Linked DNA regions of Homo sapiens: region 2 is linked to region 1. The links are chromatin contacts, found by Hi-C or POLR2A ChIA-PET in ENCODE. All regions are on one chromosome and are shown on one strand. The core of a region is the stretch at or near the end of the contact, and the rest is flanking DNA. Distances in the headings are between cores, read along the strand shown.

Region 1 (7,585 bases), core at 1,524-4,023:
ACACATATTTAGGGCTCAAAAGATCTAAATATTAATGTCTCTATAGTTTCCTTCTTGATTTAATTACCACACAAATGAATCTCTCTTTAATTTTATCAACAGCATAGGAGACTTCTATATGCATAATATGTCTTTTGGTAGCATGTTAGGCACATTCTTCTCTGTGGTTTAATTGCTGAAAACATAAAGATGCTACATACTAAGTGGAGTAAATTTTAATTGAGAAAAGGAAGATAATCTCAAAACATTTTTAGAAAACAAACAACCCATTTTATATCATTGCTGTGAAAAAATAATTACTGGCAAAACTCTCTAATTCCTGGCCTTCTCATGATCAAAAAAAACAGCAGCCTCTTTTGGACAAGCTGAGGCTGGGAATGTAAAGAATTAAGAAGTGGACAATAAATGTTTTCAACGTATTTATCTAGAGAACCATCTAGAGAAGTGCCTGCTTTGCCAGCAAATATGAAAATCTGAGATTTCATTGTGGCCTCCCCAACTGCTCCCCTAGCAGAGGTTACAAGATTTAGTGGATGATGGTGGGGGAGGATGACAAGGGGGGAGGTTACACAGTTTCATCCTCACAGGAAAGGGACTACTTGGACTCACATTATTTCTCTAACTTTCTGTATCCATAGAAATGTCTCATCTTTGTTTCATAGGATTCAGAAAGTTAACATAAACTTACTGGAATATGAAAATATGAAATATTTATTGAAAATGCAAATGTGATACTTACACATAGTAGCAGCCCTAAAGGCACCTGAAAGCTAATGTATCTTTATTCAAGGGGAAGGCTTTACTTCAGAGCTTTATTTGAGCTTAACACTCCACCTGAGTGATATTTAAATAAAAGCAAAATAGAAAATGCCTCTTAGGAAAGAATGCCCTAATTTCAGCATTGCTCTTATATTAATTTAGAGGTCTCATTTTAACATTGCCCACAGGATAAAGTCTAAATTTCTCAGCTGCACAAGCTGACCTCAATCTTTTCTGCATCTTCTTTTACCCCATCTCTACAGTGGCCCTACCTCCATCACTTCTTTTCAGGAGTTAGTGCATCTGAAAGGCAAACTCATTCCTCTATATCTTTACTCCTACAACAGTTTGTTCAGTTTTATTTCTGTTGAAATTTTGCATATCCTTCAAAAGTCAGTTCTCTTGAATGATTTTCTCTGATTCCCCAGATCTGGAATTAGAGCTTCTTCCTTTGCCCTCTCAGTCCCTTTTTGTTCATTTATTGCCCTGAGTTAGTTCTGCCCACTGTTTTTGCTAATTGCATCCTTTTTATCATTATAAACAGTTAGCTCTTTGGGGAAAGAGTACAATATTTCTTAGTCACATGTGTTTGGCATATATACAGTACCACATATAGACCAGAAACTAAATACCTATGAAATGAATGAAACACAAAGACCAAAAAACATTTCCAGAACTAGAACATACTTTCCCTTGAAACCCCTGCATGTAACATCTTTATCTCACAGCGATTTGTACTGCCACCCTTGTGTCTTTGTATATCTCTATGACAGTCTAATTATGACATTTCTTGCTCAATAGGAGCATTTAGTGCTCCAAGTTGACCCTAGGACAATAATTTGACCTGAATAAGATAAAATTCAATCTTTATTCAATGTCCTTCAAGATCTGACTTATGCCACCAGCAAATCTCATGTCACTCCTCTCCTCTCACTCTGTAACACCCATATGGAATTTCTGTCCCAGAAATGGTTTTTCTATGTGGAATGCCTTTTTTTTTCCCTTTTCCTCCTCTTCATCTTCCATTGGCTAACTACTCATGCACCAGATTCTAGATAAGATGCTACTCATTTTGGAAATTATCCCTAGCTCCCCACACCATCTCTAGCCCTAGATTAGATAAAGTCTTTCTCCTTAGTGATCTAATAGCTAACAGTTAGATATGAGAAAGACTTGGGTCAAGGTCTGAAGTTATTGTTACCAACTAGTAACTTTAGACATTTGCAAACTTTAGCTTATTAAATCATAGATCACTGGGCCTCATCCTCAGAGTTTCTGAATCAGTGGTTCTGGGATGAATCTCAAGAATTTGCTTTTCCAACAGCTTTCTGGGTGACACTGATGATGCTGTTCTGAGGAGCACAGAGATAACTGATGCTTTTGATAATTTATTCATCTACTTCTGTTACCCCTGTAAACTTTAGTTTCAGCACCTGCAAAGTGAGGCTAAAAGGAGTGTTTAAAAATTAGCTGAGATAATGTATGTGAAGGGGTTGACATGAATTAGGGCTCAATGACAGTTAATATTGTTCTTGTATTATCATTGCTTTCATAACACTGTGTTGAATTCCAGACTGAACAGATCATGCCAAGTAAGCTGAGAACCCCCAAAAGAGCAAAGATCACATTGGTTTCATTATTATTGTGTCACAGGTATGTTATGAAGTGCATTGGTAGTCACTAAATAAACACATAATTGAGTGAATTCAAATACAAGCATTCAATAAGTATTTAGTGAAACAAATTCAACGCTTCTTGTAGGCAGCCCCTACCTAGAATGTTCCAGGTTTCTTAGTTTAGCTCACTTTATTCTTGGTATTCTTGGGACTGTTTTGTTGATTACTTCCTAAATTACTTTTTGGTTATGGTGAGTCAGTCCCCAAGCTTTCCTTTCTAAGAAGATTATACAAGCAACAGAAAGAACTTCTTCCTGTAAAGAACTAGAAATGAATAACCACGTGGGCTATTCATTTGTCTGTGTAGTTTCAGTTTCATACTGAATGAAAGCAGTTGCACCAAAGTATTCCCCTGCCTTCTGTGCTTGAACGTATGCCTTTACTTAACAGTGGATATGGGTTAGAAATTAACATGTGAAGAATTTAATTTTCATTTCTTTGCGAATTTATGAAGACTCCTGTTTGGAAAAGGCTTCCCTATTTTTACTGTCAGTCTATACCCCTGTCCTTCTCTTTGACCTCAGAACCTCGATTTGGTATTCATATATCATTAGTTCAGCAAGTATTTTTTTCACCACCTGCCATGTGGCAAGCACTATTTTTATGGTGGTGATGCCACACTAAATCAAAACCCCTGCTTCACAGAACCTAAAGCATAGCATTTATCAATTTGCACTGTAATTGTTTGCTTCTCTGTCTCCTCCCCTGCTAAGTTTCAGCTTCCTGATGGTAGATGCAGTATCTAATCAAACTTTGAGTCTCCCCCTCAATGTGTAGTATATGGTAGACAGTCATACATACGGATAATTATTGTTTACATACAGAGACCCTTCTTCTTATATTGGTGTGAGAAATGGAACTGAGCACCAGAGATCATATTACGCTTGTCCTTGAAACAGTTTGGCACTAGCTGTGTATTCTTTGACTTCCAAAGTGTTAGTTTGAATTTTAATTAGGATCAGCCAGTAAAATGTGGGAGATTTTACATAAGAATCCAGATTCCCAGCTTCTCTTGTAAAAGCCCACATTCCTGTATCACACAATGAGCTGAAGCTGTGGCTGGTCCACCTGTTTCTTGAGATGGGGCATGCCTTCTCCATTTCACTACAACCCCTACCATGCCCTATCATTTTGCACGTGTCGAGGAGGAGCAAGGGGGTGATGTGTGGTGAGGGGAGAATGAAGTGCTTCCGATTCTACATAAATTCACTGAAAGTGTGTGTTCATAAGCTTATAGCAACCTAACTCCCAACATTGGAAATAATAACTTACTTTTTTTCCTTCAGTGATGTGGAATGCTAACAAGCATTTGTTTACATTTGAACTATATATCATATTGAGTCAACAATCAATTTTGTCTGTTGTTTTTCTGCATTTTCACAGTAGGTTTCCTGTATTTCTCAAATTAAATAATTGCCAGCTACATTCTACTGTGATGTGTATCCTAGTCCAAAGTAAAAATATATCTAAATCTATCTGGTTTAGGATTTTTTTTCCTCCTTTTATGATTATTGAACTAACTCTTTTTATTTGTCTTGGTTTTGTCGTTTGAGACTAGAATACTTAAAAACATAAAATTGAATTAAAATTATAGTTTATCCAACTAAATATATTCATGCTTTGTTTCAGTTATCCTTAAAAAGAAGAGGAAGCAAAGATTTGCCAAAATCTGAAAAAAAGGCTCAACAGACTCCCACAGAGGTATGTGGAAATAAAATTTCAACTAGTACACCAAGTACCTCTAAGTGTATATAATCACAAACTACATTTATAAATAGATATAATGGCCAGATAAACTTATGCAAAACAAAGTCAAATTTGCATATCAATTATGTAGCTGTAGATACAGGTAGTATAAATCAGAATATTTACTTATAAAGCCAACCATAACATCCCTATTATAATTGCTTTACATTGTAAGCACACAGAAAAATGTCATTCGTATTTTATACGCTGCTATATTTGAGAACTATACTCATGATGCTAATCTTGTCCTTTTATAATTAATAAGGTCAATAGAAAGGCTGTTCCTATAGTGTCAGGAGAAAGTAAAGAAAGGAATGTTGCAGAGGGAAGTCAGAAAGGAGAGAAAGGCTCATTATATCTTTAGAGAGCCCTGGAATGAAGTAATTCTCCATACCAGTGATTGGAGAAGCAAAAGAAAGGAGACAAAAGAATAAAAATGAAAGTTGAAAGATGTACTCAACATGGGTTTGTTAAAAACCTTAGAAGCACAGCCACAGTAAAGACTAGCTTTGCTTTCAAGGTAAAAAGAGGTGCCAATGGTTGTAATGAAGAAGATTTTAAAATGGAAGAGGAAACATTTGGGATAAAAATGACACTATTGTTAAGGAAGGGGATCCCAATCCAGACCCCAAGAGAGGGTTCTCGGATCTCGTGCAAGAAAAAATTCAGGGCGAGCCCATAGAGTAAAGTGAAAGCAAGTTTATTAGGAAAGTAAAGGAATAAAAGAATGGCTACTCCATAAGCAGAGCAGCCCTGAGGGCTGCTGGTTACCCATTTTATGGTTATTTCTTGATATGCTAAACAAGGGGTGGATTATTCATGCCTCCCCTTTTTAGACCATATAGAGTAACTTCCTGATGTTGTCATGGCATTTGTAAACTGTCATGGCACTGGTGGGATTGTAGCAGTGAAGACGACCAGAGGTCATTCCCGGTTTTGGTGAGTTTTAGCTGGCTTTTTTACTGGAATGCGTTTCATCAGCAAGGTCTTTATGACCTGTATCTTGTGCCAACCTCTTATCTCATCCTGTGACTCAGAATCCTTAACCATCTGGGAATGCAGCCCAGTGGGTTTCAGCCTCATTTTACCCAGCTCCTATTCAAGATGTAGTTGTTCTGGGTCACACGCCTCTGACATTATAACTCTCCAAAAGCACTTGGCTAGATATTAACCTTTAAACTATGTCAGTTGGAATCTATGGTACTGTAGTATACTTTTGTGATTACAAGGTTTTTTTCACATTAGATAGATAATTTAACTAAAGTGATTTTAAATATTCAAAATTTGAAAAAGTTGATCTCAGACATTTTTTAAAGCATAACATATTAACTATATATTATTTTCCTTTTTCCTCTCTGTACCTGCTCTGTTCCTGCTCTGTTTTCTCCTGGTACTTGCACCAGAACATGTATGGACCTCAGCATTTTTAGAATCCCAGAGAGTCTCACAGCCAAGACCATGATATCATTTTTTGTACCTTTCTCTCTGTTCCCTTAGTAAGTCCAAATATACTCTGTCACTACAGCTTTTCCACTCTGTCTTTGCTGTCACTTTATCCAACTCACTCTAAATATTTTGTTGTGAATCATTTCACGTGTTGCCATGAATCTTCTTTCCTACCTTGTTTATGGAGTAGACGCTGTATCTACATTTGTCCTATTCTTACACTTCCTGTGTTAAAAGTTTATTTATTCTTTTCAACCATAGTCTCTGATGCAGGAATTCTTAACTGTTTAGTCTTGGCTTTATGGACCTCCACTCACTATGCATGTGGGCAACTTTCTGCAAAAACATCCACAACTTTAATCAGTTTCTCAGTGAGGTCAGGGACCTTAAAAAAGTCAAGATGCTATGCAATCTACCAGCTTTTATTTCATGGACAAAAACTTCCTTTTTTATAAGTATACTGTAGCATTTGAAGTTTCTGCTATCATTTCCAACACATTTATTTTCAGAGGTTATGACCTGTCACTTTTAAAAAACCCACCTCAGGAGACTGATCAGGCTATCTCTGATGGGATATCTCAATTATAAAATGGTCAATTTTTACAAAATTATAACACGATTCCAATGCTCAGTCAAGGTTGCAAACCATCGATCCACATATTTGTATTACTGAAAATATACCATTCTATTGTAATTCTTGTTTATGCATTCATCTCTCCTACTTAGCCAGGGCATTTTTGTGGACAGGAGCCATCTTATTCAGCTTTGAATCATCTGTGTCTAGTGATTGGCACTCTGCACATGTTCAATACATGCTTTTAAATACTCCCATGTCTCCTTTTTCTATGCGAAATCACACAAAATTGCCAACATGCTATTGAATTTGATCTACAGAAGTGGCAATTTCATATGGTCCAACTCTCTATTATTCATTTAGCTTTGTATTTCATTTTGTTAATTTGCTTCAGCTTCTTTGATCTCTTTCTCACATGTTCCTCCAGCAGCACAGTGACTTTATTTACAGAGAAATGATACTGCACAGCAATTAAGAACTGTAGCTCTAGGGCCAGGCTGCCTAGGTTGAAATCTCTGGCATATACCAGCTGTATGAACTTGGGCCCATTACTTATTCTTTTTAGTGCCTCTATTTCTTCATATATAAAATGGGAATCATAATAGAGAGTTGTTGTACAAACTAAATGAGTTAATATATGTAATCGATTAGAATGCAATTTAGTTTCTAGTAGTGGCTCTTAAAGTGAAAGCCAGGAGTAGCTCATTTCTTACTGGCCTTCATCATCATCATATCTTTATGTTCCCCTCTTCACATGTAATTTGTATCTTCAATTGAGTGAGTCTTTAACATACACAAAAATAAGAAATAACTTGCTTCACACCTCAGAGCATTTTAATTTTTCTTGCCTACCTTTCACTGTGGAAAATAGGAGAAAGTATTTACTGCTCAATTACTGTGGACCAGGCACTTTGCATACAATCTCCTTTTTTTATCAATAATTATGTATGATATTTCTATGCCAAGTTTCCAATGCAGCCTACAATAGTTGGGTTACAAGATCAGGATGCAAGGCATATTGGCATACAGGGTGGTAAACTCTTGGCATTGCAGAAACTAGCACATTTTGTATCTTGAAAATATTTATTTTTAAATAAATAAAATAATTACCATGACCATTAGCCCTTGATGCAGCTCTTTCCCTCCTAATGACTCTATTATATTCAGTCTATGTCCAAGTGTTAAAATAATTGTTGTTTTCATTCCTTTGGGCAGGAGCGCTTACATACACACAAATCAGATATTCTCTTTTTTATTTGCTTAATATAACCCAGTGAAGTGTTATTCTGCTTCAGTGTGTGCCTTGTATCACACCCACTGCTGTTTTGGTTAGATTCAATTTGCAGTATATGCCAACTATACTAGCAAATAAAGGCCTTGCCTT
Region 2 (7,585 bases), core at 3,022-5,521, 780 kb before region 1:
ACATAAGGGAGGCAGGCATCTTCTTCGTTAACTGGACCTACATCAGATGTGGGGAGGACCCCCCATCTTCCTCTGGCTTTTCTTCTTTTGTCATGTTTTAGCTTTGCTGCCAATCTCCACTGATGGGTATGGCTTTTTTCTCATTGTTGGCAGGGTAGTTTGCTTGATGTAGTAGTCTGCTTCATACCAACCTCCTCTATCTTCAAGGACCTCCTTGGAAAGAAACAGCTGTGCTTCTTCTGGAGCAAAGTGGTTCACTACTCTGGCCTTTCCAACGGTGGTGGTCTCTCACTTAGATGCTGCCTGGGAAGCCCTTAGAGTCCCAGTGCCACCTCTACAAGGTACTCTTTCATGTGAAGACAGGAAAACCTCTTCTGTGTCCTCATGACAGCAGAAAAACTCCCATACACTTATCAGGCACACCACTGGTGTGCAAGAGCGGCTTGTACAGACTCTCAAATGCTAACTGTTAAATTTTTAGGAAGTTGTGATCTTGTTGTTAACACAATCATTACTAATTATATTATGTAAGTGATTAATCAAAAAGATTATTTTAGAAACTGTACTAAATATTTAAAATATCACTTTCTTATTATTTTGCTGCATTTTGTTATTACCTGTGCTCCTGATATTGCTTTATATCTGCTGTATTTTTATGGTAGATAATACCGTATAATGGTGTGCTACTGCACATCTCTCCCCACTCCACATTCTTTAACTTCACACTAGTAGCTTGAAATTGGCCATGGTGAGAGCATTTCTACCTCTGAAATCAACAAGTGCCACAAACCATGATCTGTCATTCCCTGCCATTTGTTGAACATTTACCAGCAGACTACTGGGCTCACTGTATTCTGGTCTCTTCTGGTTCTACTGCTACAGGCTACAGCAGCAAGTGTTCCCTCATTAATAGTCTCTATAATGAGAAAGAAATTGCCTCTTCCTTCTTAGGACTTTTTACCAAGTCCTCCCAAGAACTCTGTCATGAAGCATTTATCCAGAAGTCAGTTGCCAGCCACCTCTTCTCATAGGCACCCCAGTCTTGACTGATTCTTCTACAGTCTTCCTTGTGTTTGGCCCAGGGAGCGTTCCTGTGGGGTGAGCACTCGCTTCCCTTCCTTTGTGGAGGCAAGGAAGCTCATCACTATCAGTACTGGACTTCTCTGCCTGGTCCTCAGGGCTCAGTTCAGATCAGCTGGGTGTATGAAGGTGAAAGACTATGGTAGACGTGGGTCTGCCACCTCCCAGCAAACACTCAAGGAAAATTGGCCCAGTTTTTTATGAATTATCTAGAATGTAAAGCACTTAGACTTTTTTTTTTTTTTTTTTGGTTATTGGTTTTGGACCCACCTAAAAATTCTTGGGAAAAAAAAAAAAGAAGTACCATTTAACTTTGTATTATAAAAAAGACTGAAAGGGTATTTCATTTACAAAATTTATTTCACAAAAAAGACTTTTCGTATAAATGCATCACATTAAACAGAAAGGTAGGAATTCCTGATGTCTAAGTGTCTAGTCCTAAACTGATTTTCCAAAGCAACTGAGAGTTTAGTTGGTTTTGGAGACAGTGTCTGTCATTCTCTCCCTCTCCCTCCTTCTTTGCCTTGCCCCCTCCATAGCTCTGTAGTTGGGTCTAGTTTAGGGCTTACCTATATGAAAGATTAAGTAAACACTCTGTTCTTTTCTTTGGGAAGTTAGTGTTGTTTTAGTATGTGGGGAGTCGAACACTCTTTAAAATAACTCATTTCTAGAAAACAAAAAGGCCAAAAATTTAGGATAAGATAACAGATATTGAAGATCAATGATTACATATTAAGTCTGTCAGTGTGATTCTCTTGAGATAAAAAATCCTTTTTTAAGAGAGTATAGTGCATAATATATTTTTGCTTCTATGAACTTATTTGGTTTCAATAATTTAATATTGAGGCTGTCTCACATTTTAAACCTAGGGAGAAAACAGGTTGGAAACTACATAAAATTGGTGTATCAACAGTTTTGAGTTGCAGTTTAACTTTCACTATGCTGCTTAATTTGTCATCCATAAAATTGGGATGAATCCAAACCTGGAAAGTAATATTTGACTGTAATACCAAGCCATACAGCATTGCCTGATCCACATAAAGCACACTTGATCAGTTTTGTCATTTGCACATGTGGAGAGTTTTCTCAGGCTGAGTAACTCCTGGTATTGGATTCTAGGCATAATCATGTCATTCTTGCTTGTTGGTGCCATGAAATAATTAGCCCACCATGTAAGGGCCCAACTTGATGCTGTGCTTAAGAGTAGAGCCTATATTCTTGATTCTTGTGGAATTTGTGTCTTATATGAAAGTTTGCTTGACCCACCAGTTGCTTCTTTTTGCTTTTAACTGTTAATATAGCTCCAAAAGCTATTGCCCAAATTTGTCAAAATTCATATTTAAAAGTTCTGCTGTTCAATGAGCTAGTCACTAGCCAGATGCAATTATTAAAATTAAAATTAAAAATGTATTTATTCATTTGCACTATCCACATTTTAAGTGCTTGATGCCTGCAGGTGGCTGGTTAGTGGCTACTATGTAGACAGATACAGAACATTTTTCTTGTGGCAGACAATTTTGCTGGACAGTTTTGCTCTAGACTGAAGCTCTGCACACAGTACTTCCCCTGTAATAACTATAGACATCTGGCTAGTTTTTACTGTGTTACAAACATTTTGCTAATTCAAGTTTGGAGACAATGGATTTCATAAAGAAATTATAATAAAATATACCTGTCAATGTACAATGTAGTGTTTCACCATATTATGTAATAAAATATCTTAAGTGCTAGTTTGGAAAATTTGCTGTTTTTTGTTATAGTGTTTTTAACATCTTTTGCCCTCTAGAACATTATTCTCAAATTTTAAATCCATATAACTATTGAAAAATCTGTATAAGTATTGATTTCTGCTTTTACATCTTTAATCATATGAACCAAAAGAAATACAACAATGAATCATCTAATATGTTTGAACAAAAATTGATGGGTTTTTCTTTTTTGAAAGTTTTATTTGGAGCACTGAGCTTGGAATATAAAATAAATAAAGACAACATGGAATTTAAATTTGGATGGGTAAAATAGAAAATGAAGTTTAGAGGCTTGATAGATTGACAGATCAAGAGGGGTAAAACAGAAACTATTGCTATATAAGCTCAGGATGAAATACTAAGTAGAGACCTCAGCCTATACATAAAAAGAGATGGAAAAACTAAGAAAATGCATGTTTGTTTTGCAATTTAAATTTTTATTTTCAGATCTTAGAGGACAACTATATCATTAAATGTTAAGCTTGCTAAAGCAGTATTTTTTAGGTGTCTTTAAAGTAACTTACTACAACTTCCTATATTTTTGCAGCATCTTCTAATGTACATGAAAGTTCAGTGAATGTACATGAAAGTTCAGGGACCACATGCTTAAATACTGGAGTTGAACGGAGAACTAAGCTTGTTTTGAAATAATTTTTGTTGTCCCTGCTTCCAAATTTGTTGTGGTAGTGGTTATATGAGTCTTTTATTTATTAGGAGATTAGGAAACTGCTTTCATAAATGGACATTATACAAGCATCTTCAAGAAACATGTTTCGCTTCTCCAGCTCCAATTAGAAAAGCGGTAATCTCCATCCCAGCCTTCTGGATGGCTGGCCTCTCTTCCTAACTTTCTTACCCGAATACCTCTTTATAGGAGGCTTACTACATGCCATTTGCTATGCTAGATATTGTGGGTAGCAATGATAAAGGCCATCTTCTCTATTTTATTTTTGGGCATCCTCAGGGTTAATGCCGTCATCTTTTCCTTCAACAACTGCAGTGGTCTCCTTAACATTGTCTCTGCTTCTGGATCTTGGTCTCCCACAAACCACTTCTCACAGTCATCAAAACAAACTTCTTCAGATCATAATTCAGATTATGTCACTCCTCTGCTATAAGCCTGTTCTGTTACATTTAGAATGAAATCCAATCTTTTAAAAAATAGAATAAAAAAAAATATATTTTAGGAAGCCATGTCATCAGAAGTGTAATCCAGAGAATAATATACTCTATAGGTCTAAAAAAAGATTTTCTAAATTATGCAATTATATTTTGATAAATACTTATAAATATTCAAATACAGACATCAGTAAAATGAAAAGTGAAACTCATTTCACCCATTTCATTCAATTTCTCCCCCAAGATGACTACTGTTAATTGGGTCTATATAGTTTAAGGCCTTTCCTATGAAATTACGTCCATGTTGTACGTTTGCTTTACATATGTTATGGACTGGAAAATGAAAGCAGTTGTGTGGAAGGGTTCTTATGTTACAGAAGGAAGTCACATTTTTTTAGTTTCCTTTTAACTTTCTTTAAATGAAAAGGAAAGAATGTTTTAAGTTATATCTTCAACTGCTAGAAAGGTAGTATACTTAGAATTTTTATGGCCCTTTCCTAGGGATTTATGATTTTCACATAAAAGAATGAAAATTGAACACACACTGAATTATACTTCTAAAACATACTTGAAATTTTTTGCCTCTCTCTATTCGTGTTACTTAACCAGTGCAAACTTACTGTAAGTAACGAAATCATTGAAGAAATACACAGAAAATGAAAGTAATCCATAATCTCACCTTCTGCTTTCTAGAGATGACTCCTAATATTTTGACAGGTGGCACATACATATGCATGTATGTATGTGCATATATGTACATTATATATGTGTGTGTGCATGTGCATATTAAACTTGATATTCAGTGGAATCATAATACATAATGTTTTGGTTTCCTTAATTAGGTTATTGTGAAAAGCTTTCCTCTTCATATTCTATTTTTAAGCAACCTGTCCCAATCTGACAATTTCTCACTCTTAGTTTAGTGGTTTTGAGCTGTGGCATACTGGTGTTCCCTGACAGTGGTATTGCAGGTGTTGAAAAATTTGTAGTGTGATAACCTAGCCTATAGGGTGGAGCCTGGAACTATGACAGTTGTCTTTTTACTTCAAGGTGCCACACAGTTGTTGTCATCTCCTGTTTGTTTTTCATAATATAAAAGCATTTGGGAAGCACTGCTAAAAATCCATGCTTTCCCTGTCTCCCTCCTCAAACATGGACCTCCCCACACTTCTCCCAGCTTCCCTTATTACCTCTCTGAGGCTCTTCTCCTCACAGCAGACTGATCTTTTAAAAACACATGTCAGATATCAGGAACTTAGGAATTCTACCCCATATCCTCCACTGGCTTCTCAATGGAGTCAATAAAATCCAAATCCAGTTATTGGCTAGCTCCACGTTAAATTGTCTTCTGCTCTCTGCCTCCCTCATTCAGCTTTCTGATCGTGGAATGCTCCAAGATCATTCGTATCTCAAAGTCTTTGTGCCTGTCATTCCCTCCGCCTGGAATGGCATTACCTCCATCTTCCCATTCTGGTCTCTACTCATATTTTGCCTTCTCAGAGGCTGACCTAATTACCCCGTCTCTACCCTTCTGTTCGTTAACTCCTTTGCCTCCTTGCCTTAGCACTTTGGTCACTGTTCCATATGCTTGTTTAGTGTCTTTCTTCCATACTAGCCTGTTTTCCATGAAGACATCAACTTTGTTTTATGTTTTTCATCTCTTGTACATATCAGGTGCTCGAGAAATAATTATCTAATGAAAAAGTACATATACAATGAAAAAAGTACATAGCGAAACTAACATTTTTATTCAGTATTTGTTTCCTTTATTTCATTTTCCCAGTGCCTTGGATTTTTCTGGTCAGTTATCTCTAGTGTTAGCATGAGCACTTCAGGAAGAGGTAAGGGAGAGATATTAGCCAGTTAAACCATGCATGATTACTCTGTGATATCAGTTTTATGTAACATATTTTGATCTTTTTAACATAGTCAAATGGATGTTGTAACACTTGCTTGATTTAACATTATATTTTGGTCTTTATTATAGAAATTTTAAGGAATTTCACATAATCACTATTTTCTTATAGAAGAATATAGGGACAAGCAGAATGGTGATTTTCTTAAAGGCCTTATTTCTTAAAGAGAATAAAATTTAGTTTATGTATAAAGAAAATGATTTTATTCTCAGACACTTTCCTCCCTGTGTGTATCCCCTCAAATTATCACATTTAAATAATTCTCAGTGGTCCTAATTGATTTCTGAATAAAATATATTCTGGCCATTTTTCTTTCTCCCAGGATTTATTATGAGCCATGACAATAAAGTTTAGGTCTATTTACAAATCAGAGAACCTTCATATTTTTGAGAACTGGAACTTTGAACTAGATTAGTTGAGTATATCATGTTGGTTTTTTTGGTGACACGCAGTATAGAGAAAATTAAAAATGAATTTCCATCACACCTATCTTTGAAAACTGAATTTAGCTTAAATTGAAAGGGGTGAAAAGTTGGCATTTTATTACATCATTTCACTTATCTTATAAATCTTAGAGTGAAGACAATGTTTATGACATTATTTTAAGTCTGAAATTAAATTTAAGTGAAGCCTTTCTGAGACTTATTTATTTTAAACACTTGTTATTGCATTTTGGATTAAAAAATTACATACACAAATTTGTTTTCCTGAATATATAATGTGTTTGATCTCTCCATAAATATGTATGTTAATATAGCACTAAAATCTAAATCTTTCCACATTATTGTACACGTAGGTATGCAATAAATATTTCTTGATTGGTTGACTAATATCCAAGCATATTTAGGCATACTATTACATGTTTAGGTCTTTCTGATGAGATTCCAGTTCTTGAATCTGGTTGTTGCTACCACACTGACCTTTTTAAGGTGCAAATCACATTATCCCTCATGTAGAACCCTTTAAAGGCATTACAACACCTTCAAAAATAAAATAAAATAAAATGAAAAAAGGCAGACTCCTTTTTGTGGTGTAGAAGTCCATGCAAGATAAGGTCCCAGCTTCCTATCTCCCAGGTGTCTTTTTTTTTTTTTTGGATGGAGTTTCTCTCTGTCTCCCAGGCTGGAGTGCAATGGCGTGATCTGGGCTCACCACAATCTCCGCCTCCCATGTTCAAGCAATTCTCCTGCCTCAGCCTCCCGAGTAGCTGGGATTACAGGCATGTGCCACCATGCCTGGCTAATTTTGTATTTTTAGTAGAGACGGGGTTTCTCCTTGTTGGTCAGTCTGGTCTCGAACTCCCGACCTCATGTGATCCTCCTGCCTCGGCCTCCCAAAGTTCTGGGATTACAGGCATGAGCCACTCCATCTCCCAGGTTTTAATCTCTTCTGTTCTATTCTTCCTAACTAGATGTTCTACAAAATTGCTTGTGCCAATAGCTCATTATATTTCCTCTTGTCAGTCTTTTGCAAATACACCTTATTTGGTCTGTAACGCCCTCTTTTTTTGCAGTGTTTTAAAACTGCTTGGAATCATCTTTTTTTTGAATCATTGTCCGCTTTCCCAGATAGAAAATAGTTTGCCTACAGCCGGGCATGGTTGCTTACGCCTGTAATCCCAGCACTTTGGGAGGCTGAGGCGGGCGGATCACGAGGTCAGGAGATCGAGACCATCCTGACCAACACGGTGAAACCCCGTCTCTACTAAAAATACAAAAATTA

The links. Hi-C counts contacts between places; a loop is a spot of excess contacts on that map. ChIA-PET counts read pairs that join two places held with the same protein, here RNA polymerase II (POLR2A). Pooled maps may share reads with other maps.
Region 2: a loop to region 1 is called in a pooled map, with 8 times the contacts of the local background. The contact joins two enhancer-like sites. A Hi-C loop is called at or near these places in 1 of 37 single-sample maps with no recorded cell type and 6 of 50 pooled maps. POLR2A ChIA-PET finds 5 or more read pairs at or near these places in 1 of 52 experiments (OCI-LY7).

What each region holds. Positions count from the first base shown.
Region 1 is chr6:127,479,464-127,487,048 of GRCh38, reverse strand. It overlaps MTCL3 (MTCL family member 3), which reads left to right. Exons shown (of 7, transcript NM_001400265.1): 5 at 4,065-4,136. SOGA3-KIAA0408 (SOGA3-KIAA0408 readthrough) reads left to right here. Exons shown (of 13, transcript NR_174482.1): 5 at 4,065-4,136. Among named protein-coding and RNA genes, the nearest start is that of KIAA0408, 24 kb to the right of the region's middle. RefSeq lists enhancers at 2,616-2,745, 4,658-5,857. Within about 2 kb of position 2,773, at least 4 of the 41 ENCODE cell types and tissues checked have a DNase peak (open chromatin) inside an H3K27ac peak, as active enhancers do.
Region 2 is chr6:128,256,602-128,264,186 of GRCh38, reverse strand. The region is part of intron 3 of PTPRK (protein tyrosine phosphatase receptor type K); the gene reads left to right. Among named protein-coding and RNA genes, the nearest start is that of PTPRK-AS1, 230 kb to the right of the region's middle. Within about 2 kb of position 4,271, at least 2 of the 41 ENCODE cell types and tissues checked have a DNase peak (open chromatin) inside an H3K27ac peak, as active enhancers do.